Linked DNA regions of Homo sapiens: region 2 is linked to region 1. Evidence: read pairs that join two places in POLR2A ChIA-PET (ENCODE). Cell type or tissue: PC-9. All regions are shown on one strand. Each heading gives the region's core, and the rest is flanking DNA. Links, peaks and the distances in the headings are about the cores only. Region 1 has its middle 39 kb from the start of LINC02521. Region 2 overlaps GMDS (GDP-mannose 4,6-dehydratase).

Evidence for each region. Peaks named below come from ENCODE experiments on the same cell type or tissue, not always from the same donor. Only the 100,000 strongest peaks of a DNase experiment are listed, where the experiment ranks them.
Region 2: POLR2A ChIA-PET joins it to region 1 with 5 read pairs; 2 of 35 experiments call an interaction of 5 or more read pairs at or near these places.

Annotation. Positions count from the first base shown.
Region 1 is chr6:2,587,887-2,602,764 of GRCh38, forward strand. No RefSeq gene overlaps it. Among named protein-coding and RNA genes, the nearest start is that of LINC02521, 39 kb to the right of the region's middle. In PC-9, for the core only: no CTCF peak of the experiment used is centred there; no DNase peak of the experiment used is centred there.
Region 2 is chr6:1,634,768-1,649,645 of GRCh38, forward strand. All of the region lies in intron 9 of GMDS (GDP-mannose 4,6-dehydratase), which reads right to left. Among named protein-coding and RNA genes, the nearest start is that of FOXC1, 32 kb to the left of the region's middle. RefSeq lists enhancers at 1,809-2,340, 9,130-10,077. In PC-9, for the core only: no CTCF peak of the experiment used is centred there; a DNase peak (open chromatin) is centred at 6,784; H3K4me3 peaks cover 304 bases; H3K27ac peaks cover 1,253 bases.

The sequences.
Region 1 (14,878 bases), core at 3,700-11,699:
AAATGTTTTGTTTGAGGAGGCTGAAGATAGGTCCCCAATCCCTTCTAGCTTGTAGGGTTTCTGCTGAGAAATCTGCTGTTAATCTGATAGGTTTTCCTTTATAGGTTACCTGGTGCTTCTGTCTCACAGCTCTTAAGATTCTTTCCCTTGTCTTAACTTTAGACAACCTGACTACAATGTGCCTAGGTGAAGATCTTTTTTGTGATGAATTTCCCAGGTGTTCTGTGTGCTTCTTGTATTTGGCTGTCTAGGTCTGTCACAAGACTGGGGAAGTTTTCCTCAATTAGTCCCCCAAATATGTTTTCCAGGTTTTTAGAATTCTCATCCTCCTCAGGAACACCGATTATTCTTGGGTTTGGTCGTTTAACACAATCCCAGACTTCTTGGAGGCTTTGTTTGTATTTTCTTATTCTTTGTCTTTGTTGGACTGGGTTAATTTGAAGACCTTGTCTTCGAGCTCTGAATTTCTTTCTTTTACTTGTTCAATTCTATTGCTGAGACTTTCCAGAGCATTTTGCATTTCTAAAAGTGTGTCCAATGTTTCCTGAATTTTTGATTGTTGTTTCTTTAAGCTATCTATTTCCAAGAATATTTCTCCCTTCACTTCTTGTATAATTTTTTGGATTTCCTTGCATTGGGCTTCACCTTTTTCTGTTCCCTCCCTGATTACCTTAATAACTGACCTCCTGAATTCTTTTTCAGGTAAATCAAGGATTTCTTCTTGGTTTGGATCTATTGCTGGTGAACTACTGTGATTTTTGGGGGGTGTTGAAGAGCCTTGTTTTGTCATATTACAGTTCCTTCTCATTTTAGGCATTGTCAGAGGGAAGGTCTAGGGCTGAAGGCTGTTGTTCAGATTTTTTTGTCCCACGGTGTGTTCCCTTGATGTAGTGCTCTCCCCCTTTTCCTGTGGATGTGGCTTCCTGTGAGCTGAACTGCAGTGATTGTTGTCTCTGTTATGGGTCTAGCCACCCAGCGAGTCTACCTGGCACTGGGCTGTTACTGGAGGTTGTCTGCATGGAGTCCTGGAATGTGAATTATCTATGGGTCTCTCAGCTGTGGATACCAGCGCCTGTTCTGGTGGAGGTGGCAGAGGGTGCATTGGACTCTGTAAGGGTCCTTCGGTTTGGTGGTTTAATGCTCTATTTTTGTGCTGGTTGGCCTCTTACCAGGAGGTGATGCTTTCCAGAAAGCATCAGCTGTAGTAGTGTGGAGAGGGACCAGTGGTGGGAGGGGCCCTAGAACTCCCAAGATTATATGTCCTTTGTCTTCCCCTACCAGGGTGGATAGGGAAGGACCATCAGGTGTGGGCGGAGCTAGGCGTGTCTGAGCTCAGCCTCTCCTTGGGCAGGTCTTGCTGCGGCTGCTGTGGTGGGTGAGGGTGAGAGTCCAGGGTCACTGGAGTTGTGTACCTAGAAGGATTAAGGCTGCCTCTGTTGAGTCATGCAGGTTGTCAGGGAGGTGGGGGAAAGCTGGCAGTCACAGGTTTCATCCAGCTCCCACGCAAACCAAAAAGCCAGTCTCACTCCCACCGTGCTCCCCAACAGCCCTGAGTCTGTTTTTAGGTGGAGGGTGAGACGGGCTTGAAAACTTGCCTGAGGCTACCTGCCTCCCAGCTGTGAGAGAGAAGGGCTTTCATTTATGCCCCATCCCCCCACCCCCACTGTGAAGTCTGCATGCCTGATTCGCGCCCTCCCCTGAATTCTGGCCAGGAGGCTTCTTGTTCTCTTCAAATTGTTACAAAGTTCAGCTAGAGAATTCCTTCTCCTTGTAGAGTGTTACCCCCTGCCCCTCAGGCCACCTTCCTGCTGGATCCCTGTGGTGCCAGGCAGGAATGGGCTGCTAGGGGACCCAAAGAGCTCCCAGGGCCTTTCTGCTGCTTTCTCTACCCCTGTGTTTTGCTGGGCTCTCTAACTTGACTCAGCTCCAGGTAAAGTCAGAAACTTCTCCCACAAACAGATCTTCAGCTTCTCCAGTGGGGGAGAGGGGGGAGTGTTTGGAAGAGGGGGGTTTCCCTTTCCCACTTCTGCAGTTGGGGCATTCACAGTATTTGGGGTGTCTCCTGGGTCCTGCAGGAGGAATCCACTTCCTTCAGAGGGTCTGTGGATCCTCTTAGTTTTGCTGGTTTGTTCTTGCAGTGGATCTAAAGCTCAGATTCACAGTGCGAGACTCTGCATGCTGCTCTCTCCGGAGATGCAATCTAATCCTGCCTCCCGTCCACCATGATCCCAGGCATTTTTTCATATATTTATTGGACGTTTGCATGTTGTCTTTTGAGAAATGTCTGTTCAGACCTCTCTCCATTTTTGATGGGACTGTTTGTTTTTTGCTGTTGAAATGTTTCACTTCCTTACATATTTTGCATATTAATTCCCTGTCAGATGAATAGTTTGTATCATCTGTGGGTTGTCTTTCCACTCTGTTGAGTGTTTCCTTTGCTGTACAGAAGCTTTTCAGTTTGATGTAATCTCAGTTGTTTATTTTTGCTTTGATTGCCTGTGCTTTTGAGGCCTTATTCATAAAATCTTTTCCCAAACCAACGTCCTGAAGAATTTCTCTTATGTTTTCTTCCAGTAGTTTTAGTTTCAGATCTTACATTTAGATCTTTGATCCATTTTGAGCTGGTTTTTGTATAATGTGAGAGATAGGGGTCTGGCTTCATTCTTCTGCATGTAAATTGTAGTCTACACTGGAGGGACAATGGTGCTGTTGCTGCATGTAAGCCTGGCTTTCTTGGTAAAACTTTCCAAAGTCTTACTGTTTGGCAAACCTGCAAGATTTATATTAGATAGGCTTGAGACCTAGGCACATCTGTGAGCTTAAAAGAAAACAGTCTTTCTCTTGTGCCAGAGAACTAAGCTCAGAAAGTCAATAGCAAAGTCTTGGTTATCAGCAGGACTGTAATCTGTGCTTTATCTAACTTTAATTCTGGGCTAACTTCTGGCCACTCTCTCCATCTTTCAGCCAGAAAGCACCGAGGGAATGAAGCCCAGTTTTACAATTTATCTAATCAAAATATAATTGAGAAGGTAAACCTGCAAAAGACAAAAATTAAAACAACTCAAAACAAAAATCAATCCCTTTTACTCCCCATGCACAATGCCTGTGGAGCCAAATATCAAAGCCTTTCAGATGATTTGTTCTACTCCTATGCATGTGGAGAATTGACTGTACAATGTTTTAAAACTACAGTCTCCAGACCATTGCTGGTGACCATAAAGCTATGCTTTTCCCTGGGTCTGAGGAGAGCACGGGTTGCTAACTTGCCAGACTTTTATTGCCATAGCCCAGCCATGTGCTACCAAGGCTGGAGCCAACAAGGGTGTCTGAAAAATGTGCAAAAGTGCATGCTCGTTGACTGCCTGGCACACGCTTTGCATAAAGTAGAGGAACAAGACATTTTCCTGCCAGAATCAAGCCCCAGTTAATGGAAATTGGGGGAAAAATTTCTGATGCTCCTTTTGACTCTGCCAAGGTGAGATGCTGTTGCTGGTCATTCTGCTTTCAACGCAAGTGCATTCTTGATCCTAAGGTCTTGGAGCAATCTGGCTCTCAATAATTAAATATCTATTAATAAAAGTCAACAGGACATAACACATCACGATATATAATATAATTTAAAATATAATATATGAAGTTATTACATAGCAATACCTAATATTACATAGCATGTACTATTGCTGCTTATACCAATTTTCACAAATGAAGTAGAATATAATGATATAATATATAATGTTATGTACATGATATATTTTCATATATTATGCATATACAAATTATGATATATATCACATGATTATTATATAACATGCAATTACATTATATATCAAATAATATATAATTATTATATAACATACTATTACATTATATATTATATAATGGATATTATTGTATTACTACGGCTGTTGCTGCTGACTGACAGAGCTCAGCTGTCAACCCTCTCCAGGAATTGCTCTTGGCTGAAGACAGCTACCTCACTCAAGCTTCCTGCCATTTTCCTAGGGACAGCTTGTGTCCAAATGACTAGTTGTTATGGAGTGTTCAGGCTTGGTCCCCTTATCCCAATTTGGGGCAACTCCACAGAACACCCCAGCTTTCCTGTGGGCTGCCTGTGGGGTGAGCTGAGAGCTTCATCTTCCACCCAGCCCTGCTCCCTTCCTTCCTTCATAGGTGGTCTGCCCAGCAGCACTCTCTAAGGAGTTTCTGAGAGCTTCTTTTATGAAGGCCCACGTCCTGGGCACCTGATCAGCAGCTGTTAGTCTCAGGATTGTCTGGGGAAGCAATACCAAGTGGGGTCCCAGTGCTGCACCCCTGCCACTGGCAGTGGGAGCCCCATCACTAGTTGTAGGTTGGCTCTGGAGCAGAGTGGCAGTGGTGAAACTCAGACTGGAGGAGGCAGGGATGTCACAGTGATGGAAAGAAGGTACCAAAGGGCTCACTGTATCAAGTGTTGGAGGAATATGGAGGAACTAAAAAATTATAAGGGCAGTGGAATGGAAAGACTATTGCTAGAGGTGGCAGGTTCTTCAGAAAACAAGACGAAAGGCCGTGGAAGATCACACAGCTGTGAATGGCTGGGCCTGAGAGCCAAAGGCCGCCTTGGTAAAATAGGAGACACTTCCATGTGCTGCAGCCAAAGGGCGACAGAGGTGAGAGCCAGGCTCAGGACTCAACATCAGAAACACCAGAGAAAGCTGAACTCTCAACCTAGGCCGGGCTGCTAAGCCAGGGTCAGGGACCCGCCTGGGGAGGAGTGGGACTCTAAGTCCTAGGATGGGGACATTTGGGAAGAGGCACTTGGAAGTTTTGAATCTCCAGGTTCCTTTGAACCCTCTGGCTGCCAGAAGCAACCCACTTCCCCCTGTTTGAGGTGTGCACCTTCCCCTTGTGCAGTCGGTGCAGAGGCCTCTCCTCATGAGACAGTGCAGGCCTGCTCTGGATCTGTCCTGAGTCCCTCTCTGCACCTGGACCACTCACTGGGGTTAAGTCACAGCCTAATCTGGCTGGAGGTGTGCTGGTCTTGGGGAGCAGGTTAGGGCCTATTCTGAGGACAGCTGCAGGACCCAGCCAGTGTGAGCTGGCAGGGATTGGGAGAGTATAGATGGGACTGGATGCTGAGAAGGCTGGAGCCAAAGTTGGCTGAGGAGGACTGTATGGATACACAGGAATGCTTCCTGATTCAAGACTTGACCCTGGAGATGGTGCTGCACACCAGTGATGGTCCACGTCAAGTGAGGTGGAAAGACCCAAACTTCCACAGCTCATGGTAGAAGAAAGGATCACAGCCTCAGGAAATGGGCCTGCTAGACTAGCCACATTAGGCAAGGCCAGAAAACCCACCCGATGACCACGTTCTGCAGGAGGGACTTGAGGAGTCTCTGTTTAGGATAGCATTGAGGAATGCCACAGTGAGGGCACCAGCCTCCCGGAGAAGCTCGGTGGCAGCCCTCCTATCAGGCCAGGGATAACCCCGGCAGGGCTGTCACAGAACCAGGTTCCCTGATGACACTGGTGAGGAGGCCGCTGGAACAGCAGAGGTCAGGTGAGAGGGCTTCAGCATCAGTTATCCTAGGGAGTGGCAAGACTGGAGGCAGCCAGAGGCCTGCCCTGTAGACAGCTACTGTGGTAACAGAGGCTAGATCCCTGAGGCAAGAAGGCTGAGCAGCCAGCAAGAGCACTGATTGCTCAAATCAGAACAACAGACATCAAGGGTGGATAAGCAAGAGGCTGAGGACAGCCATCCCCATAAAAAGTCAAGATCTGGCTGGGCACAGTGGCTCATGCCTGTAATGCCAGCACTTTGGAAGGCTGAGGCAGGAGGATTGCTTGAGGTCAGGGGTTCAAGACCAGCCTGGGCAACATACTAAAACCCAATCTCTACAAAAAATGTTAAAAATTAGCCCAGTGAGGTGGCACACACCTGTAGTTCCAGCTATTTGGGAGGCTGAAGTGGGAGGATTGCTTGAGCCCAGGAGTTTGAGGCTGCAGTGAGCCATGATTGCAACACTGCTCTCCAGCCTGGGCAACAGAGTGAACAGAGTGAGACCCTGATTCAAAAAAAAAAAAAAAAAAAAAAAAAAAAAGCCCAGGCACAGTGACTCACGCCTGTAATCCTAGCACTTTGGGAGGCCAAGGCAGGCAGATCACTTGAGGTCAGGAGTTCGAGACCAGCCTAGCCAAAATGGTGAAACCCTGTCTCTACTAAAAATACAAAAGTTAGCCGGGCATGGTGGTGGGTGCCTGTAATTCCAGCTACTCAGGAGGCTGAGGCAGGAGAATCGCTTGAACCCAGGAGGCAGAGGTTGTGGTGAGCCGAGATCACACCATTGCACTCCAGCCTGGGAGACAGGGTGAGTCTCCATCTCAGAAAAAAAGAGAGTGTCAAGATCCCCTTGCCTGCTTTCTAGTCTTGCACTCATTGACTGAAGTAGGGCCAGGCCAATGGGATGAAAACCTACAGCACCATGACAAGTGTGTATAATCATTTCCTGTCCTTCTGTAAAGGGAGCTATGGCTGTTCACTCAGACAACTGAACACTGGGGAAATGGGAATGCCCAACTATTTTGAGGATGATTGTACAGAAGACCCAAATTGATGTTAATACCCAGGGATCCCGAATGTCATTATGTCCCCACTGCTACCTTGATGGAGCAGGGCATGTAGAGGCCAGTTAATAAGTGGAGTCCTGGCACAGGTCTGGGCTACAGGAGTCCACAGGACCCACAGACCCACCCCGTAGTCATCTTCGCTGTCCCTGGGTGTATAATTGGCATGGACATATTTCATAACTGGCACAACTCTCATGTTGGTTCATGGGCCTGTGGATCGGCTATCAGGGCAGGAAAAGCCAAGCTGAACCCTCAGAAACTGCCCATCCCCAGTGAAAGGAGCAAGTCAGAAACAGTATTGCATTTGGGAGGATGGCAGAGATGAGTGCCACCCTTCAAAACCTAAAGGACTTGGAATTAATAGTCCTCTATCAAATCTCCATGTCACCCACCAGTCACTCCCCAGAAGAACAAGACAGGTCTTGGAAGACAGCAGTGAACAACTGCAAACTCTGCCAAGGCACTCCCCAAGTGCAGCTGCAGTGCCAGATGTGGCATCTTGCAGAAGCAGATTAACAATACAGCCATTGATCCTCTTTTCTATGCCTAAAGGATTAGAAACAATACACATTCCTTTGGATCAGACAAGATTGCACACGTACGGTTCTGCCACAGAGCCATGATGTCTCTTCTATCCTCTATGATCATATAGCCTGGGGAGGCCTGGACATTGGACACCTGCAGAAACTCACACTGGCCCACTGTGCTGATGACTGCTTGCTAATTAGAGCAGATAGGCAAGATATGGCAAGTATGTTGGATGCTATAGTAAGACCCATGCACTCTATGAGGTGGGAGATAAATTCCATGATAATTTAGAGGCCACCACATCAATAAAAGTTATAAGATCCAGCAGTCTGGGAATGCCAGGACATCCCTCCAAAGTTAAAGACACATTACTGCTTCTTACACCTCCCGCCATGAAGGAGGCATAGCACCTGAGAAGCCATGGAGACAACATCCTTCATACCTAGCCATATAGTATTATGGTATTTCCTAGGACTGCTGTAACCAATCACCACAAACGGGGGGCTTAAAGCAACAGACACCTGCTCTCCCATGGTTGTGGAGGCCAGAAGTCTAAAATCAAGGTGTTGGCAAGGCCATGGTCTCTCCAAATGCTCTAGGGAAGGATCCTTCCGTTCAGCTTCTAGAGGCTCCTGGCATTTCTTGGTTTGTAGAAGCAGCACTCCAATCTCTGCCCCCATCTTCATGTGACCTTTCCCTTGTGTATTTCTGTATGTTTCAGATCTCCCTTTCCCATCTTCATGTGACCTTTTCCTTGTGTATTTCTATATGTTTCAGGTCTCCCTTTCCTTTTTCTTATAAAGGCATTTGTCATTATATTAGGACCCACCCTACATCCAGAATGATCTCATCTCAAGATTCATAATTTAATGACATCTGTAAAGACTATTTTAGGGTCACATTCACAGGTACTAGAGGTTAGGACTTGGATACCTCTTTTGCATGGAGCGGACAGTTTAATCCATTATACCAAGAAAAGCAAAGGGATGTCAGCTTTGAGTGGAGTGAGATCAAGATGTGGAACAAGGAAGTGTCACTTAGCCATACAACCTTGCAGACTCTGTGGTATGGGGGTATCTGTGGGGAAAGATGCTACATAGAATATATGACAAGCCCCAGTAGGAGAATTCCAACATAGTCCCAAGGGCTTTAGACCAGGGCCGTGCCACCCGAAGAGGAGAATTATACACGTCATGGAAAACAACTCCCAGTAAGCTAGGAGACCCTGGTAGAGTGCCAAAGTTGTGTCACCAAGTGACCCTAAAGCCAGAACTGCCCATCATAGCTAAGTTCTCTCAGATCCCCCCAGGTTGTAAGGTTGGATGGGCCCAGCCAAGTCATCCATCATAACATGAGAGTGTGCAAGGCTGGAGGCATGGGGGAGCCACTTGGGCAGGTGCCCAGACCCCAGGCCGCCCACTGGGTGGCAGCAGTGCCTCTCCCTCAAGCACCTCTAGACCCTTATGGGGAGGGGTCCTTCCTGGCCAGCTCAAGAAGGAGGAGCAATGCTGAGATATGATCACACAGTGCATGAGTGTGAGCCAGAAATGAACTCCAGCTGCTCTACAGGGCTCTACAGCCCCTCTCAGGGCTGGCATCGAGAGACGGTGCCACTAGGTGAGCCACCAAGGCCAGCAAAGGTGCCCGGTGAGCATGGGGAATCCTGGAATGGGGAACACCTGTTGTTGCTTTCCCACCCTTTGCAGTGGCTGGGGCTGTGGTTTGTCCTTTTACACATTTCCCCCCAGGAAATCAAGCCCACCAGGCTCATGGAAATGCTGCCTTCAGATGTCTGGGAAGAAGTAAGGCCCAGCCATGCAAGGCTTGCCCTTGGCTGATGACATTCAGGGCTGGTGGTCCTTTGTTGTGGAGGGCCAGCTGTGCATTGGAGGGTGCTCAGCAGCCTCTCAGGCCTCTACCCACTGGAAGCCCTCCCCAAGTCATGACAACCCAAAATGCCCACAGACATTGCCAAATGTCCCCAGGAAGCAGAATCACCCCGGCTGAGAACCACTGCACCAGGCTGGAGGGCCGCCTTGCTGGGAAGCACACCTCCTTCCTGCCAACCTGCCTCTGGTCACTGAGCCCCAGCCACCCCGAGGGCCCTGCCAGCCTGCATGGGGGCCCAGGCACTCTTTGTGTGACTGCATCACCCAACCTGTACCTTGGCCAATGCTTGAGGACTCCCTGAGGATTCTCATACACAAACCCCCATGTCAGAGTCAGCCTCCTGAGAACTCTGGAAGCGTTGCTCATCTTCCCCTCTTCCAGAATCGGCCTTAACTGAAATAACCAAGTTTGTCCTTGCTCATCTTCATGAGTTTATTCAGTAACAACTTTTAACAATCACTGTGTGTTTGCTGTCCACACGGTGCTGAGCCCGGGACACAACAAAGACAAGACGGACTTAGGTCCAGGGCCGGCTGCTTGATTTGCAGGGCCCTTAAAAAATTGCTAAGAATTTAAAGACAGGCTTATTTCAAGAATTTCATGGTGGCTCATGCCTGTAATCCCAGCACTTTGGAAGGCTGAGGCAGGTGCATCACCTGAGGTCAGGAGTTTGAGACCAGCCTGGTCAATATGGTGAAACCCTATCTCTACTAAAAATACAAAAATCAGCCAGGTGTGGTGGCAGATGCCTGTAATCTCAGCTACTCAGAAGGCTGAGGCAGGAGAATCACTTGAACCTGGGAGGTGGAGATTGCAGTGAGCCAAGATAGCGCCACTGCACTCCAGCCTGGGTGACAGAGCGACACTCCACCTCAAAAAAAAAAAAAAAAAAAAAAAAATTCAAGACAGCAACAGCAGAGCATTAAATCCAGTGAGGGTCCCTTCAGGGACCCTGTGCGGCTGCACAGATTCTTTGCCCATGATGCCAGCCTGCATAGGTCATGTTTTCATGAGACAAGTATTAAACCATTAATTACACACACAACTGTTTTATTGCAACTGTGAGAAGTGTTATGTTGGAGAGATGCAGGCTCCATGTAAGCCAGTGAGAGAGTTACACCCTTATGGGTGGGAGGGGTTGTGGGAGAGAGAGGGATTAGGGGCCACGGAGACCACAGCCCCTCACCCCAATTCCTCATCACCTGACCTGCCTGCCTGACAATTGGCAAGCAGTGTTTTTTTATTTGAGACCACTCAGTCTCTCCAGTCAAAGAAAATGGACCACAGACATATGGCTTCCTCTAGATGCTATACCGCACTTCCTCCACGTAGAAACAGCTCCGGGGGAAAAAAATCATTAAAAGAAAAAAAAATGCTGTTAAAATAAAGTGAATGGAAACATAAGGAGGTCCTTTACTGCTTTAAGAAAATAAAGCCAGATCCAAAATATTCTGAGACACACATTAGAGAATTAGAGGGGATCAAAAAGTCCACACAAGGGCCAGTTATACGTCAGGTTCGGAGACTGATTTAATTCTACACTTAGAGCAAGGAGACCACAGTTCTATTCTCAGTACTCTCTTCTAATTCTGAGAAAGTCACTTCACCTTTCTGTTCTTTGTCTGAATATGAACAAAAAAAAGTGGGTCTGTCATTTTGGATTTCATGAGCATTATAATATTAGGATGATTCTTTGAGGACGCTTTGAACTAACTCTTGTGGAAGCACAAACACTGTATTTATTCAAAGAGAAGGCAACCTAAGTTTAGTGTCCACTGCCCAGCCACACACAGCCACAGGTTGTGTGTGTGTGTGTGTGTGTGTGTGTGTGTGTGTGTGTGTGTGCGCGCGCTGGGGGTCACCGGACCTTCCTCAGTGCCCATGCGCTCCCTTTGGGCAGGGCCTATCTGAGCCAAGTGCTGGGGAGAGGAGCTAGCTTTTGGTGGCCTCTGTGTCTGAAGGCCTCGTCCATGGGTAGGATTGGTCCTGACATTTATTTTTGTTTTCTCTTAAGTGGAAATATTTTAAGCCATTCTTTTGTCCTGGTGATCATTTTTACTTGTCTTACAGACCTGGGCAGCCACACAGGCACACAGCAGCAATGGTGGCATGGGTGACATGACCGCAACAGGAGTGGCGCCGTGTGTGGCTGACTGCAGGGCCCCCTGCAGGTGGGCCTGCCCCTCACTGCTCCTGCCCTGTGTCCAACGCCAGCACTGTTCAACCTCCCCACGCTCATGGTCACACCCATCTCTTCTGTGTGTGGTGCATGAGGCAACAAAGTCATGGGAGATTGGGGAGAACTATGAAAAGGAAGGTTCTTTGATGGTTCAGTGACACAAAATAACTTTGCAGGGTTGAGAGGATCACAGTTCCATGTTAGTCAGAAAGGGTGGGAATAAGCTTCCGGGAGACTGAACTCACTAATATCATAAGCAAAAGTGTGTGCACATACAATGGATGGGTGTATGGGTTTCTTCTGAGGACAGAGTATTTAATATTTACCAAATTTTACCCCAGAAATGCCCAAACACTTCTTCTGCAGCATCTCTATTGAGTGGCCTTGCAAACAAGAAATAATTGCCTCTTGTGGGGCCTCCTACATTAGTCAGGGTGTTCTGGAGAAGCAGAACGGATAGGATTGCTTGCTCTCTCTCTCTCTCTCTCTCTGTGTCTAATCTATCTATCCATTGAGAAAGAAATTTTATTTTAAGGAATTGGCTCACACAGTTGTGGGGCCCTGCAAGTCTGAAGTTTGTCAGGCAGGCAGGCTGGCAATTCAGTTAGGAGATTGATGTTGCAGCGGTCAGACTGAATTCCTTCCAGAAACCTCAGCCTTTCCTCCTAAGTCCTTCAGCTGATTGGATAATGCCCACCCACATCATGGAGGGTCATCTGCTTTCCTCAGTCTACTGATTCAAATCTTAATCACGTCTAACAGATGCCTTCACAGCAACATTTAGACTGGTATTGACCAAACAACTGGGTACTACGGCCTGGCCGAGTTGACACATGTAATTCACCATTGTACTACCCCATCTTGGGAAAGCTCTAGATGTCCTTAACTGCAATGAATAATTCCTATAATGACACCACCAGTTGACAGTTGGAAATGCTCTTTAATTAGCTCATGGTTCTCATGCTTACCCAAGGTCATGGCGTCCTTTCTTATATGGCCACATCCCAGCAAAGTCAGCAGTCACTTCTGGTGAATGATTTGATGAGCACGAAAAGGCAACATCCACCCCAACTCCCCCCAAAATATTTCTCCTTTTCTCTTCCAGAAACCTTAACATACTACATCACTCACTTTGGGGGTTAAATTGTGAACCGCAGAAGTCTAAGCTGGTGGACATTGCTCCGGCAACGTGAGGGAGTAGGTGAAGCTGATTTTTTCAGAGCCAGTGGTAGTCATTGGTGCTGTTGCTCTCACTTCCAGTGCAGAGCAGGTTTGTGCCTCACCCTCTGTGAGTTAACTATGGCCACAGGCCTGCTTTGGCAATGGAGGTGAGGATGTGGTGTGTGTTGCTTCTGGGCAGAAGCTGTGAGTGTCAGGCCACTATTCTTTACATCCTGTCCATGGCCAATGATAACTGTAGGAGCCTCGTCTGCCTGGGACCCTGGGGGACTTTGATGAGCACAGCCTGTCTGTAATCCAGATAAGACATGGAGCGTGAGTGAGAAATTGTGCTTGTTACTGCAGCATACCCTGGGCCAACCTGGCTACACCAAGCTGTGTGTGGCTTTCACAGCATACACCTCCCCATCTTCATTGTGAGCAATCGAGACACAGGGCTGAGCTACTAGAACCCTCTGGCTCCTTAGGTTTCTCAGCACCACAGGGTTGCATCTCACTGAGGCCTGGAGAGATGTCTTACCTTCTTCCCTCATTCTTCTTCATGTTAGCCATGTCCTCTATTGCTTTGGTCTGAAGGTTTGCATCCCCCAGGATTCACCTGTTGAAATCCTAGCCTCCCAGGTGATAGTCTTAGAAGGTGGGGCCTTTAGGAGGTGATTAGAGAGGAGCCCTCATGATGGAATTAGTGCCCTTACCAAGAGAACCCAGAGAGCTCTTTATCTCTCTTTCTGCCTTTGAGGATACAACAAGAAGATGGCCATCTGCAAACTAGAAAGAGGGCCCTCGCCAGGTACAGGATCTGTCAGCACCTCGATCTTGGACTTCCCAGCCTCTAGCACTGTGAGAAATAAATTCCTGTTGTCTATAAGCCACTCATTCTATGGTGATTTGTTACAGCAACCTGAACAGACTGAGATGTCTATGAACACAGAGGCAGAAATAAGCCTTCACATTTTGAAAATTATATTATGAAAAAGAATTATGTATAACTCTGTGGTAATAAAATGGGAAATTGAAATGCAATTGAATTGAGAAGAAAGAAATATAGAAAATTAGAACAGACCAATACCATGGAAGAAATTGAGAAAAGATGTCAAATAAATTGCTTCAAAAAGTTCTATAAACCACTTTTTTTATGCGCAAGTTCTTTTAAGCTTTTAGGGAATAATAATAATGAATAATTTAAAAACATGTAGAAATAGGAAAGTCACATCAGGTAATTTTACTGGCAGAAGGAGCAAAAAAGAAAAGAATCTATAAGTAAATCTAAACTTTGAATATCAATGCATAAACTCACGCTTAAGTAGGGTTTATTCTAGAACTTAAGGCTGATTAATGGCAGCAAATCAATCTGTGTCTCTGATCAAAGCAGATGAACACAGGATGCCCCCATTAAGGGTCTTAGCAGATAGACTGTAGGCATTTGGTAAAAGTCAACATCCTTTCAGAATGAAAACTTTCAGAAAGCCAAAACTGGATACTTCTTTAATATGATAAAGAATATTTCAAACCAACAGCCAACATCATACTTGATGGTGTCAGTTAGAGCCAATTCTATCAAAGTTAAGAAGAGGAGGCTCATGCTGACCACTCCTATTTACTGTTGTCAAGAAGCAACAGGGTGAAGACAGAGGAGTAAATATTGGTGAAGTGACAGAAAATTGTCCTCAGGGATAAGGAAATTCAGAGCTATTCACAGATACTAACAAATGAGTCGAACATTGCCTAAAATATTTTAGGACAATTAGCTCTTGTAATGAGGCATCTAGCAGCAGAGAGTTATGAAAAAGAAATATGTTGAAAATGTTAAACAGAACTGCAAAATGTTCACAATAGCTTTAAAAATGTGAACTGTCTACAAATTAAACTTATTTTAAGAGGAATATAGAAGGTATTTATTTAGAAAAAAGCCTTAAAAACTTTATTTTATGTTATTTTATGAGACTGAGTCTCACTTTGTCACCCAGGCTGGAGTGCAGCGGCGCGATCTCGGCTCACTGCAACCTCCACCTCCCAGGTTCAAGTGATTCTCCTGCCTCAGCCTCCTGAGTAGCTGGGATTACAGGCATCCACCACTGTGCCCGGGCAATTGTTGTATTTTTAGTAGAGACAGGGTTTCACCATGTTGGTCAGGCTGGTCTCGAACTCCTGACCTCAGGTGATCTGCCCACCTTGGCCTCCCAAAGTGCTGAGATTACAGACGTGAGCCACTGTGCCTGGCCAAGAACTTTATTAAGATTAAAAAAAAAAAAAGGCAATAAAATGGAAAGGCAGATCATGTTGCTGAGTGAGAAGATATAGTACATCCATGTAAATTATCCTCAAATGGAACGTAAAGTGTTAATGCAATCTCCATCACAACCCCAATATTTTCTTTAACTTTAAAAAGTGATTACAAATTTAAACTTGAGGAATAATTTGGGAGGAATAACTAAGAAAAATTAATAACAATACCTGAAAATGATGATGAGTGTATTTTTATTATTACATATT
Region 2 (14,878 bases), core at 2,776-10,775, 950 kb before region 1:
GAGACTCCAGTCACAGATGTGGTGAGAGACGATGGTGGCCTGGACACGAGGGGTGGGGAGGGGACATAGCGACGGAAAGGCGTGGGTGAACTTGAGATGATCTTGGAGAAAGAGCAGAAAAGGCCTCCCTGGGGTTGGAGGCGGTGGTGGGGGAAAGAGGACTGACAGAGAACTCCTAGGATTTTCATCTGAATGAGAACGTTTTTATTGCTTTCAAAGACATTCTACGAATCAACAATGCCAGAAGCGAAGTTCTCCTAGTGGAGTCTGCGTGTGCCTCTCACCACAGCCCTGCCAGCATTACGTGTCATCTCCTTTTTCACGATTTCAAGATTAGAGAACAGGGACTCTTCCAAAAGATTACTTCTAGAGAATCACCTGTGATCTCTCATATCATTCCATGGAGCACGCCTTCTTGTTTTGATCCTGATTTGAGGCCAAAGCCTCTCTGCTGAGCAAGTCTGCTTAGCTCTGGGAAAGGGGCTCCGTTTCACATGTCCTGGCTATGCTCCTGTGAAAGGCAGGCTGAGGGGAAACAGCTTGTCTTCTTCCGTGACCCTGGTCCACGGGACAGGCGAGGAAAGGGTTAAGGCAAGCTGTGTCCACTGCGCAACCAACATGGCCCACTTTCATCCTCCGGCTGCAGCAGGAGGAAGTCCGAGAGGGGGCCTTTCACATGACATCATAAAAGCCTGATTTATCGCCGGCCACCAAACATCTAGAAAATCATAACATCCTTTCAGGAAAATGCAGTGGAAAATAATCAGGCTGACTTTGATGGGAGCTTTGGTGGGGACTCCGAGGGCGACACTGTGCGGCGACCCTTGGCAGGTGCTTTGTTTGCCGTCGGGGCCAGCCTCACTGACAAGGCTGAGGGTCTGTGCTGTGCAAAGCCCACCGGGGGGTGTGGCCCTCAAGTCTGCAGATGCAAACGAGAGCCTGGTTCATACTCTGCCAACTTGCCTAAAATGATACTGCGGTGGATGTGAAGGCGCTTTGGAAAAGACAGCTCTATCCAAATGTGAGAAATTACTGATTACAGCCTTGTACATAACCCACAGCCACTCCAGGCAAGCAGGGCCCAGCCTCGGCACCTCCAGCACTGCGTCTGGGAGCTGCTCTTCTCTGCTCTCAGCTGGGGCTATCTTTAGGACACTACTGTTTGGTTAGAGCCCTTTCCTCACAAGGCACTTTTCCTACGTCGCATTTCCAGAGTAACCTGCCACCGTGGCAGCCCTCCTCATCACAAAGAGGACTAGGAGACGACAGAAAAGAGACATTCCCAGAATGTCAGCGGAAATAGAAATAAAGGGATGAGATCCGCGTGCCACGAGGAATCTGTTCCAGGAATGTCTGCATCTCTTCGGTGCTTCTCTTGCTCAGTAATTTGATGAAACCACCAGCAGGAACCTCTTCTTTGATGTGCACAACATGCTCTCCAAATAAACACAGGAAAGAGGGACAAGGGTGGCCTAGAGTGTGGGATAGTTCTAGAAATCTGGCCACATCAATTCTAAAAAGCCTGTTGGCGTAGAAAGTAGGCCCATCTTTGCAAAGTAATGCCCACTCTGAAGGTCTTGGGATTCCTGAGTTTGGAGAAGACAGACAATATAAAGATTGAGCCAGGGCTGACAAAGGGCTAGCCTGAGGCTGAAGTTGGGCAAAAATCAACCCTTGGACTCAATTCAAAGTTACTTTCACTTCATTTAACTGTTATACAAGGAAGCGTGCAGCATGAAGATCACTCACAAGATGATCAAGAGACTCATGTGAGAACACAGCCACCAACACCTCTCTGGCCGTCCTGAAGGTGCCTGGAAGGTTGGTGCTGATGCGGCCCCCATGGAGGAACGGGCTCCCATGGAGGGATGAGCCCCCAGGATGGAGAGCTCAGGGCCTAGCCTGACACCATGAGCCTAGGATTGGGGGCACTGGCTGCCACACAGGCAGCCCTTACCACGCTACGGTTATGTCCTTGCAAGTTTGATTCTTACCCGTACCAGTGGGCCCCGGAAGGTCTGCCCATGCCTCACCTGCCCAAGGTTCTGTGCAGGAATGGGAATGGCGTGGAAGGCAGCAGGGAGGAGAGGTGAGGCCTAGGCCTGGCCCTGTAGCACAAGCTCTGAACCTGGGCTTGCCTCACCTGCACACGGGGGATCGCTGGGACCGGAAGAACTCTAACGGCCCCTCTCCAAGCTACTGCTTGCCATTCTGCCAGGCCTGCTGGTGCTCGCATAACACCTTGAGACTGCTTCTTGCCTTGGGGACCCCGCACTGTGCCTCCTAGCCCAGCGCCAGGCATGGCTCCAGGCAGCTGTGGCAGCAGAGTGGTAGGACTGAAGGTGTCCCAGCTGGGCTCCATCTGGCTCGTTGTCTGCACTGAGTCTGAGTCAAGCCAGGTGTCTGGGGGAGCTGGGTGACTCAGCAGATTGTCAGGTGGCAAAGGGTGGAGAGGCCTCCCTTGGCCCTGGTCTCCCTGCACCTCTGCCCAGTAAGGCCTTTCCAGGCATCTCTCCAGGCCCAGGAGCCCCGCAGCTGGGCATGTGCTTCCCGGCCGGCCCCGCAGACAGCACTTGTGAGGAGGCAGGTGGCCTGGAGGGCAGAGGTCTGACTCAGTTCTGGTGTGCTGAACAAGGCCCCGAGGAAACTACTGCTTCAAACTCTCCCCCGTGAAGGCACGGCTGGACTTCCGGGGAGCTGTCACCTGTGCCAAGTCAGGCTCTCTGGGTGCTTATGCTCTCTCGTGGCTATAAAGCGGACACTTGTGGCACCTTATTGCCCTGGGTGGAGCAGGTCACTGAAGCACTTGCATCACACATAAATAATGGCACAAGGGGAAGCACGTTCCGCACCAGCACAGATCATAACCAAATGCCTGACCTACTGCAGACTGTTGTGGGGACAGAGGCCTCCATGCAGAAGGCTCCCAAGGGGAGTTCCCTCTGCAGTGGGCCAGTCAGTCCCTGCACTGGCTGTTCAGAATGGGTTTTTTACCAGTTTAGACAAGGGTTCCCCGAGGGCCCTTAGACCAGCAGCAACATGCCCCCTGTCCTTCAGCCTTCTAACAGTCCTACGAGGTAGGCAAGGAAACGGCGGTGCTGGTAAGTGGGTAACTTGCCGTGTGCCACTCGAGGTGGATCCTGGATTCAAACCCAGGCTTATCTGACTCCAAAGACTAGGTTACTAGCCCATTAACCTAGACCACCTCCCCTGAGGGTCTTCTCTCTTTAGTTATGTGTGCTGACACTTGGTAACAATAAATGCAAAGCCATGCGTTCACCACCAGGTAGAGGCTGAGGTGTGTAAAGAAAGCATTTGCCAACAACACGGACAGAAGAGAGAGAATGTGCTTCTGCGCTACAGGGGTCCAGATTAGATTAGAGCAGAGACAGGAATGGAACCTAAGAGTTAGAAACAAAGGTGGGGGGCATGAGAGACACCAGGCAGAAATGAGCATGGTCTCTTCATGTCAAAGCCCCACACTAAAAAAGCCTGATGCCGCCCTGGGTTTAGAGCAAAACAAAAATTCCACTGCTTTTCTCCAGCTGGAGATGAATGGTTTCACAGAGGGAACCCTGGCTGAAGAAAAAGCATCTTTGATTTGGTTAATTAACGTAGCTTTCTCGAAAACACTGATCAGCTCCTCGAGTGCCAGCAGGATGGCCATGATCCTGAACTTTATACTTATGAGCAGCTTAAACACAGGCCACTGGCTGTGTGCCCATGGATTCATTCTATGCCCCACCCCCCCAACCCCCGACACTATGAGGCCGTGAGACTCCCAGACTTCCTCAGGCAGGACTGGGCTCTGGGGGGCATTATTCAAGGAAGTATTGCCTTTGAGGATGGCAAGGAACACTCAGAGCCACCTGACATGGGAACTCTGGGGTTTGGGATACTACCAAGGGACCTTTGCTTGGTATCTGTTCCCTTCAGAGCACTCTTTTCTATGAAAGGAACCCAAGTCACAGAATTAGAAAGAACTCTCTGGGTCTTATTAATGCTACCACCATGACTACTAACAGAAACACAAATATTCCTTAGGGTGTGGAGACTGAGGGAGACCATGTTTTCAGGTCAATGGGACCTGCATGAGTAGAGTGAGTCTGGAGGTACATAAAGACTTTATCTACAACTACTTAGCTCATGAGTCTGGATAGTGAGAGTGCAGAAAGAAAGAGACACCTTGAAATCTTCTTATTCCATCCTGGCCAACATTCGTTCATACATGCAGTCAGCCCAGAAGCTCAAGGTCAGTGATGGAGACTGACATAGATGGTGATCTCCGACAGGTACCTGTGTCTGCGGCAGGCAACAAGGGCAGGCTAGCAGATAAGGAGGTGGGTGCCTGTGGATACGGGGAGAGGGCTCAGGCTTGAAGAGGAGCAGGAGCGGAGGAGAGAGGGCTGTGTGGTGGCCTCCACAACGCACCATGTTAAGGATGCCACTGAGGCACTTGCAGAAACAGATACTGGGTGACGTGCCTAGCATTTTCCCACTGGGGGAAGTGGAAGGATTAAGCTACCTTCACAGTGGGACGCAGGAGGCGCTCACAGGCCAGTGAAGTGAGGGCTCTTGGGAAATACTTCCCAGAGAAGATATTCCCTGAGCTGGGTTGTGAGGAACGAGCAGAAGGTAGGGAGACGAAGTGCAAGGCTAACAGTCCAGATGCAGACAGCTGTTCAAGGACCCAGTGGTGTTAGAGAACCTCCCAGAACTGCCCCGTTTAGTACGGCTGGGGGCCAAGTGGAACTCTCTCGTTTGCTGAATGTGGACCCCCCAGGTGCAAAGCAGTCATCGCCAGCTGAGCATGAGCTTTGGAGTCAGATCCAAGCTGAGGCCGGGCACGGTGGCTCATGCCTGTAATCCCAGCACCTGGGAGGCCAAGGCAGGTGGATTGCTTGAGCTCACAAGTTCGAGATTAGCCTGGGCAATATGGTGAAAGCCCATCTCTACAAAAACCAGCCGGGTGTGGTGGTGCATGCCTGTAGGCTCAGCTACTTGGGAAGCTGAGGTAGGAGGATGGCTTGAGTCCGGGAGACAGAGGCTGCAGTGAGCCAAGATCATACCACTGCACTCCAGCCTGGGTGATAGAGCCAGACCTTGTCTCAAAACAAAACAAAACAAAATGAAAACACAGATCCAAGCTGAATTCCAGTTCTGCCACTTACTTCCTGGATGCCCTGAACCTCACTGGGCCTAGGTTCCATGATGTATAAGCCTGTTGAATGATATCGACCAATGCTAAAGATCAGAGATAAAATCAGTGCCTGATGTTGGGTAAGTGCCCGACAGACAGCAGCTCCTGCCACTGCACAGTCAGTGACGGCTCTACTGGGGCCCAGGGGATGCAGTTAGACCCCAGAAGGATGTACCAGTCCATGGCACCAGCTCGGCAGCACTGTTGCCCAAGGCTCCCCCACATCACTCTTCAGTTCTAGCAATCTGCTGCCCTCCTCATGCAGTTGGTTCCCGACAGCCTGGAATATGCTTCCTCTTCTTCACTGAAACTGTGCCCGTGGAGAAGCACATGGGATTTAGGGTCACAGAGACTTAGGTTGACACTAGATTCACCACGTTTGAGGTGGCTTGGTGTCCTCATCCTCAGGCATGCCACACCTGCAGGTGTGTTATGCACCTGTCACGGGGTAAGGCCTTCCACGTATGCTCGCTCTCCTCCTGCCTCAGGTCCCTCTTTAAGTGTTGGCCACTCCCCAGCCTTGAACCTCCCTGACCTCTCTGCTGAGCGGCTCTCTGAGGCTATCCCATGCCCGTGGAACATGCTGGATGTGGCTGTGCCTTCTAGGTGCCCGTTTTGGAGAGAATACATTTCTTATAAACAGCAGGGCAGGCTGTCTCAGGTGTGGTTCCAGAGCACATGGAATGTGCCCTTGCATCCCCACAGCGCAGGCCCAGGGCTGCCGACACAGCAGCCAACCAGACACACGGGGAGCTCATGTTCTACTGTGGGGGCACTGTCAGTAAACAGGCAATCAAGGAAACAATCAGGTGGTTACAAGGCCTCTGATAAAAAGAAAATTGGGTAATGGGGGGGGTCACGAATGCCAACACGGTACTGTTTAGGCAGAGTTATGATTGACAGTGGGGGCTGCCCTGGGTAAAGCTTGAGGTGGAGGGAGCAGGCTGGGCTAGGGCCCTGAAGGGCCGGCTGGTTAGAAACCCTGAAGTCCAGAGTGACCCCATGGGGCTGGGGTCAGGGAAGCTGTTACAGGTGGCGTTGGCTCCACAGCTGTGAGAATTATTTCTGGCTTCCTCAGGAAAGATCCCTGTATATATTTCTTCCTCTGGGTGCTCATTAGACCCTTTGCCTGCAGATGGTCTTAGGAGTTCCCTTGGGGAAACTGGTGGCTACTCACATGCTGGAGATTGGACTGGACTCATTTTGGGACATCCTGAGACATGCTGTCATTCAGGGGCTTCTGGGGCTCAGTGAGGTCCTCATCCATTCCTGTGCACCCTGGAGGTCCTGAAGGATGTAATTCAGGGGCTAGTCTTGTGTTCCTCAGGGACAATCTATGTCACTGTCACGTTAGTGAAGATAAATGGAGAGAAATATGCCCTGCCAGCTGGTGGCACTCAGAAAGTGCCATGGAGCAGCACAGCCTGCGTCTCAGAATGGACAGGAAAAAAGCTTTATCTTCTTCCTGTCAAAGGAGGGAAATACCTTGTGGAAGGTCAGGGTGCCGTGCACCTGGCAAGTGCCTGCCTGACCCCAGCCTGTGGCAGAACCTGAAGGGCCACTGCGATCTTTATCAGGTGACTCAGTGCTTAGCACTGGGGAAGGGCGGAGCATGGAGCAGGCACAGAAGGTCCCGTGGAGAGGCCCTGAGCAGCCCAGACAGGAGCGCTCCATTCTGCTGCTCAAGGCATTACCTCCAGCAGTCAGGCGCGTACAGCTCGCGTCTCTCGGATGATTTCTCTCTCTCTCTCTCTCTCTCTCTCTCTTTTCTATCCCTCTTCTCTCTCCCTTTCCTTCTTCAGGATTTAATTAATTGAAAGTCAGGTTTTTAAATATTGGTCAGCCTCCTGTTGGATATTTGGGGTCTGCCCTGGGGCTCCCCCACGCATCTCTCTGACTTACCTTCATGAAAGGTGAAGCGGAAATACCCCAACAACTCGGCACACTTCTTTTGTCCCAAACAGTGGAAGCACACTAGGAAGTTCTCAGAACCCCGAAGAAGGCCCTCGTTTCACCTGCTCCTTCAGGATGCCCCTGTCCTTTCCTACTGGCCCCTGGCTCAGAAAGATCGCCCTGCGTAGCACTCTCCTTTTCATCCTGTCCTCGCTCACTTGGAACCCTGCTCTTCAGAAACTAAGGGGAGCGCAGCAAGCCTCAATTCTCTTGAAATCTGGGCAGTTTCCATCTTTTTTTTTTTTTTTTTTTTTTTTTAAGAAAAAAATAGAGTCTCACTCTATCGCCCAGGCTGGAGTGCAGTGGTGTGATCTCGGCTCACTGCAACCTCCACCTCCCAGGTTCAAGAGATTCTCCTGCCTCAGGTTCCCAAGCAGCTGGGACTACAGGAATGTGCCACCACGCCCGGCTAATATTTTTGTGTCTTTAGTAGAGACAGGGTTTCACCATGTTGGTCAGGCTAGTCTCAAACTCCTGACCTCAAATGATCGGCCCACCTCGGCCTCCCAAAATGCTGGGATTACAGGCGTGAGCCACCACACCCGGCCAGTTTCCGTCTTTAAACCTACCCCAAAGGTTCTATAACTGTTGCTCAGATTTGTCTGAAAATTTTGGTTTTGTCAGGGAGAAAATAAATTTCTCCTTCAAAATCTCCACCTTCCCCCTAAGGTGAAGGTCAACCTGGTCTTTGTCCTCTAGGTTGGAGAACGGGGTTCCATGGTGACCATCGTCCTGAGTCCTTATGCATAACAGACGTGGAGTAATATTTTGACTTTATAAAGCCTGCTTCATGATGGCTTCTTGTGTCTTTGTGAATAGCACAGGTGGGCAGCTGTGCTGGTCCCATGTGGGCGACAGGCAAGCTGGGCCTGGACGGTCTGTCTCTCCAAGTCCAACAGGAAGATCAGGATGGGCCTCGGATCTCTGCTCCTAAAGCCGGGCCCCACGAAGCCCCTTCCCTTTACTCCTTATGGAGTCCCCTTCCTCACTGAGTTTTTTCCCCTATTTTAAAATAGCTCTTCACAGAGAATCTTTGGGGGCTTTTAAACAGCCCTGGTCTTAGCAGAGTTAACACAACCACATCATGAGGGATCTGCTGACGAGGGGGGCATCCTGCAGAGCCGGTCCATACTTCCTTTTATTTTCTTATCCTGAGTCTCTTCCCCTGAGTCTCCCCAGAGAAACTGGTGATTCTCAACACATCCTGTGGAGTTTGTGAAAAGTGGAGCTTGGTGAGGTCCTCAGCCAGGTGAGATGTGCCGGAATCTCCAAGGGTGCCCTCATAGAAGGTGTCTGAGGATTGATTCACCAGACCAGACAAGTGTGGGGGGCAGGGACAGCATCTCACTCAGCTTGGTGTCCCTGAGACCCAGCCCATTTGGCAGGACACACAGGCATTGTAAGGAAATGCAATTTCCTTACGCCTTCCTGAAAACGAACCCTGACTGCCCACGGGGCAGCTGAGCCCCCGAGGCTCTGTTGCTGCAACTGTGCTCATCTCCAGGTGGCTGTCAAGGTGCTCATGCCTTCCTCGGCTCCCATGGCATAAATGAGGCAAGGAGAGCCTTCGAGAGTCCTTTTAGTAGAGTAGGATGTGGTTACCAGGGCCTTAGGCAGTTGTGGGGATGCTGGTCAAAGGATACACACCTATAGCTAGGTGGGGACAGCGGAAGTTCAGAATCAGCAGATGCATAGAGACAGGGGTGGAGAGGTGACCACCTGGGCCACGGTGGGGGGGACACTGGGGACTGCTAATGGTTATGGAGTTTTTGCCTCCGGTGATGAAAATGCCCTAGAGTTGATTGTGGTGATGGCTGCACACTGAGCAGACTAAAACCCATTGATCATATACTTTAAGTGGGTGAACTGTATGATGTGTGAATTATACCTCAATAAAATTGTTTAAAAATTAAAAAAAGTTGAAAGTCTCTTCCCAGCTCCCCTCCCCTCTAAAAAAAAAGTCCTTTTAAAAACCCTGAGAGGAAACAAAGGAGCAAAGCACCCTGCAGGTGGGCCCTCTCTAGAGGCCAAGCCTGACTCCTCAGCTGACAAGGCTCCCAGGGCGGACGGCCCTTACCCAGCCCCCGTTGTCCCCAGACACCTCCCCTCTGAGCCCCAGGGCCCAGCGCTGTGACTGACATTGCCCCGTGTCCTCGGCCTGCTCTTCTGGCAAGGAACCCCCGGTCTGAGGTAGGTCAGCACGGCACCTCAGCCTGCAGATACTAGTAGCCTGCAGCCACCAGTATGAGGATCCACTCTTCCTCCAGGGACCCACGCGGGGAGGGCCCTCCACCGCCAGGGGAGACCCCTGATTCCACCCGAGCGAACGTGTGAACGATAGCGGATGGCACTGCAGCTGTGACTAGGGCCTGTCAGGTGGACTGCAGATTGCCACCTGGAAGCCCTCTGCTGGGCATCCAAACCTGCCCTCAACACAGCCAGAGCCTTCCTGCCTTCCTGTTGGCGTCTCACCATTGCCATAAATAGGCTGCATATGAGCCGCTAGGCTGCACTCCCCACAGGCTCAAAACTTTGCTGCTGCCTGCACTTTGCTCCTGCCTTTCTCACCACCTTGCACTTTTTCCTCCCTTCCCAAGTTCCCCAGCTGAAATTCTCTCCACTTTAGAAGACCAAATTTGTGCTCTAAGTCAGCCAACATTTCTCAGCATCTCCTGTCGGGAGGAGCCAGGTACCGTCCCACAGGGAGCTGCTCTAATCCCTGCTGCCCGCCCAGGAAGGAGATCCCAAGGTCCCTGATTTATGGCGAAGAGGAGGGACTGTGAGGTTTTCTGGTGACCACAGAGCCAGGGTTCACGGCCACCCCCACTGCCGTTTCTTGCACCTGTACTGTGAGCCTTGCACCCACTGCAAGCTCTGACAGCTTTGGCTCTCAGGGCCTGGCCAGCACCTACATTCTGCAGATGAGGAAGCTGAGGCTTAGTGAGTAACTTGCCCAGAGTCACGAGGTTAGGAAGTGGGGTGTATCAGGATGAGATTCAGACTCTGGTCCTTTTTTTTTTTTTTTTTTTAAACGAGACGGAGTCTTGCTTTGTCGCCCAGCCTGGAGTGCAGTGGCGTGATCCTGGCTCACTGCAACCTCCACCTCCCAGGTTCAAGCGATTCTCTTGCCTCAGCCTCATGAGTAGCTGGGATTACAGGCATGTGCCACCACGCCCAGCTAATTTTTGTATTTTTAGTAGAGACGGCGTTTCACCATGCTGGTCAGGCTGGTCTCGAACTCCTGACCTCGTAATTCACCCACCTCGGCCTCCCAAAGTGCTGGGATTACAGGCATGAGCCACCGCGCCCAGCCTGCTTGATTCTTATACCCTGTCATCCAGCACACTTCCTTCCCCAAACTGAATGCAAGCCCCCCATGGGCAGAGAATCTATGGTGCCCATTTTCAGTCACCCGTGCTGTGCCTAGCATAGCTTCCTGCACCCATCAGCGCTAAAATATCCCACGGATGCTGTCTTGATGGCAGAAGGCACTTTTCAATCACTGTGCAAATGGCGCCTTCTACCCCCATGATGGCATGTGCACGGCATGCTCGAGTGCCCGGGGACGCTCACCCTGTCCTCCTGGAGGTCCGGAGCCCTCGCCTGGTGTTCCCTGTGCTGTCCTTGCCTTGCCTCACTTGCTCTTTTCCTCCCACTCTCCGGGTCCAACCTTGGCTTTAGTGTCTCTGCTTTCTGCAGGCTCTCCTGGGGCGGGCCCCTTTCTGCAGACAACTTCAACTATGGCCTCTATGTGAGGACATCACTCTATCTTCAGCCTTTGCCTTTCTCCTGGATTCCAGGGCTGCATTCTTCTTTCCAGCCTGACAACTGCAGCCAGTGCCCATGGCCACCGCAGCGTCACCCTGTCTACAGCAAGCATCTCCTGTGAGAAGTCTCCACATGCAACTTCGCTTCTCTCTAGCACAGTGTCCCTCTCATTTCTCTGAGGACTTGTTAACAATCTGTGGTTATTTTGCCAATCCACCCACTACCCTGTCGTCTGCCTCCCTAGAACATCAGTGCTGAGTGCACTATATGGACCTCTGTCTTCAGGACCTGGCACTGTGCCTGGCACGCAGAGGCACTCGATCGGTATTTGCAGAATGCCTCAAGGGATGTTTAAAACTGAAGTCAATGTATCTCCCCCCAACTAAATGCAATTGTTCTTTTCCTGTTGCACTGTTACCATTCCTCTCACTCACTCCCATCCTTGAGATTTAAAATCTTAGCCACCTTTAGCTCCTTCTTCTCTATTTTGCCACTTCCAGTACCTCTGGCACCCAGGCTTTCCTTGCACCTCTTCTGCATCACTGCTGTGGCCCAAGCCCTCAGTTCCCGTGTCCTTGGAGGATGACAGCATCCTCCCGCTTCACAGACCAGCCCTCCCCTGCTCTGGGGTCCGTGCTCATTCCACCTAGGGCTTTTCTGTGACAGTCCCTTAGTCAGGACCCTCCATTACTTGCCAAATAAAAGCCAAACTCTCACCCTGACCTCCAATATCTGACCACTGTGTTTTGAGACAGGGTCTGGCTCTGTCACCTAGGCTGGAGTGCAGTGGCACGATCATGGCTCACTGCAGCCTCCCAAGCAGCCGGGACTACAGGTTCATGCCACGGCACGTAGCTAAATTGTGTTATGTTTTTTTTAGAGATGGATTTTTGCCATGTTGCCCGGGCTGGTCTCAAACTCCTGGGCTCAAGCAATCCACCCACTTTGGCCTCCCAAAGTGCTGAAATTACAGTCATGAGCCACTATGCCCAGCCCAGTATCTTTCAATATGATCCCAACCTCCTTTTCCAGGTTTATTTCCCATTTTTTTCCACCTATATCCTGCATTCAGGAAAAGTCAGATTAACCAGGAATCAGGCATAGGCTGAAGACTCCCCACTTCTGCACATTTAGAAAACTCCCTGAAGAGGAATTCATTGAATGCCTGGGTCCTGGGCACCCCATGTGGTGGGGGGTGGGGTGGGGAGGTTAGTTCAAAAGCCAGGTCAGAGGGGGCCTACTGGGCTCACTCAGTCTCTTACAAAAAGACCACCTTGATGGCTCCTGTGGGCACGGGTGGTAGCCAGGCCTCTTGCCCCTTCCTTGCCCTGGCTAGGGAGGAAGGATGGCGGAAAGGGCTGGACTGCTTTGCATAAAGGTGACAAGGGCTGCTCAGGGCAGCTGGGCAGGTGCAGAGGGAGAAGAACTCCATCCCCTCCCAGAGGAACCAGTGTTCTGCAAGAAACAATGACCAGGAAGCTTCGAGAACAGGCCTGTCCACGATGTGGCTTTAAAGTGGTTTCTTAACCAAGACATAACCCCTCCGCTGAACACCTGCAGTTATAGAACATCTTATTTGCTGTGGAACGTAGGAAATGGAGGCTGCAGGGCATTCGGAGTTTCACTGGAGCCAGGTGATTCTCAGAGCTACTGGGGAGACATGGGGTTTCCTGCTGGATGGGAACAGGAATTTAAGCAGCTTCTCCCCACCCCCAAATCCTAAAAAAAGAGTGTCCCCAGCAGGCTGAAGGGTCTGGAAGCTGATACCTGGGATACTGAAATAAGAATTAATACCTTCAGCTATACCAGAGGATATGGTCACTCTCTCAAGAGATATATTTTGAGTACTCACTACAGGCAAATAGGTACTAGACTCTGAACAGGGTGGCTAATGAACAAGGTCAAGGGGACACAGACACATATGCCAGTAACTGCCATGTAGTGTGACAAGACACTGACTTAGTTCCTGGGCACAGTGGAAGGAAAGTAGGAAAGGGTGTGAGTCCTCACTCTTGTGTGGAACGGAATGCTCTGGAGAGAAGGAGTCATCTGGGCTGAGTCCTGAGGAATCTCGGACACATTCTCAGGCCGGAGTGGGGGAAGGACAAGCCCTTCCTTCCTCCTGGAATGTCCTTCTCAGCATCCGGACCTACCGACACTGTACTGATCCCTCCAGTGCCAGCCGAATGCCACCTCCTCTCAGAGTACAACGATGCTAGCGGTCTGGTCTTCCCTTGAACCACAGCTGTTCTCATCTCAGGGACCAGCACAGTTCCCACATCCCTGATGCTCGGGTGCTCTGTACCTGCAGGGGCTTCTCGACGGTAAAGGAACTCGGTCTTGTTCATTAGCCACCCTGTTCAGAGCCCATACCTATTTGCCTATAGTGAGGACTCAAAATATATCTCTTGAGAGAGTGAGGACATCCTCGCCTAAAGCTCTTTCTCCTGATTAGATGGAATAGGCCTGGGGCTCTGTAATTTGGGCAATGGCTTATCATATCCTCTCTCCTCAGGATCTCCTCACTATTACTCTTCAGAAGTGACAATATAAACAGTGTGGTTGTTCTGTGTGGCAGATAGCAGTGGAAGTTACGCTGGATACATTTCATGTTTCCAATATATCTGGACATTTCAGGTTCTACCTTGGTCGGAAGGAAACCTTTCTCTCCAGCGTCATGCTTTCTGATGTAGCTGCCCACTTATTTGAAGCTGCCTATGATCTGTACTCAGTAACACAAGAGACTCTAAAGATTATTTTACATCACCACTAAGGGCAGCTCCATAAAGTATGGCTTAATTTCACAACTAGCCTCACAATGCTACTGTAATTTATGTGGGGAAAACTTAGAACAAGTATCAATAGCAAGGAATCATTTTGAACACGTAAAGAATATGCGATGAAGTCTTCCTCTGCACACAAAAAAGCATGGCTCTTGCCTCCTTCTTTGCAAAGAGAACTGTCAGATCCGTTAGTTTCATAATACTTTAATCATACATTGTCTAGCTAATTACCACTCCCAAATAATGAAACGTAACTTTCAACGATTTAGAATGCCACAGTTTTTTGTAAAATAGCTCCGTTTTACTGGTCTAAGTTTAAACTATTACGGCGATCACTGGCCTGCTGCCTCCCTGTTTGATTTCTCCACTAGCTGTCCCAGAGATCTTGCTGATAAAAGATCTAAAACATACAGTCTTCCGAGAGCTCTTATTTGACTTTTTTGCTCCACATTTCCAGATATAATGGTTCTCAAGGCAACACTATACAGAATCAGAGAGAGAACATGAGCTTACGTTTAAGGCAGTCATTCACATTTACACACATATAATTACAACTCTTATTTTTAAAAAGTGTAAATTTATGACACTGTCCTTCAAATATTATTCATACATCAGGTTTTGGGTTATGCTGCAAATCACTTGCCAGTAAGTCTAGGGTTCATGGGGCAGGAATGACACGTTAACCCTGTCTAGCCACTGGGGGTCCTGGTTTGGAATAATACTGTGATGTACTGTCAGGAAGTAAGCTTGGGTACTAGGAAGACATTAGCCGATTACTCTTTTGGGGTTTTATACAGTCTTGCTGTGATTCACCTCAACCCGTGTTTCAAGTGTATGTCATTAACTCTTCACAGACAGGAAAACTCAGTCTCAGAGGTCAATGACTTGCCTTTAGTTCAAATTGAGGTCAGAATATCTGATAATTTCCCAACTCTAAATTTAACTCATGATACTTATGCCATGAACATTAAAACTGACTGTACACTGTGCATCCAGCCTATTTCAGGACACATTTAATAATACACTTTAATTTTGCTCATAATACGCCATTAAAGCAAGAGTCCTAGAGGAATTGAAATCTGCTATCTTTGCACCTTGTAACATGAAGGCACGTTATCCAAGGCACAGATGCACTAGATCCAAATGCTCCTGCCCTAATTACTGCATCTTTATG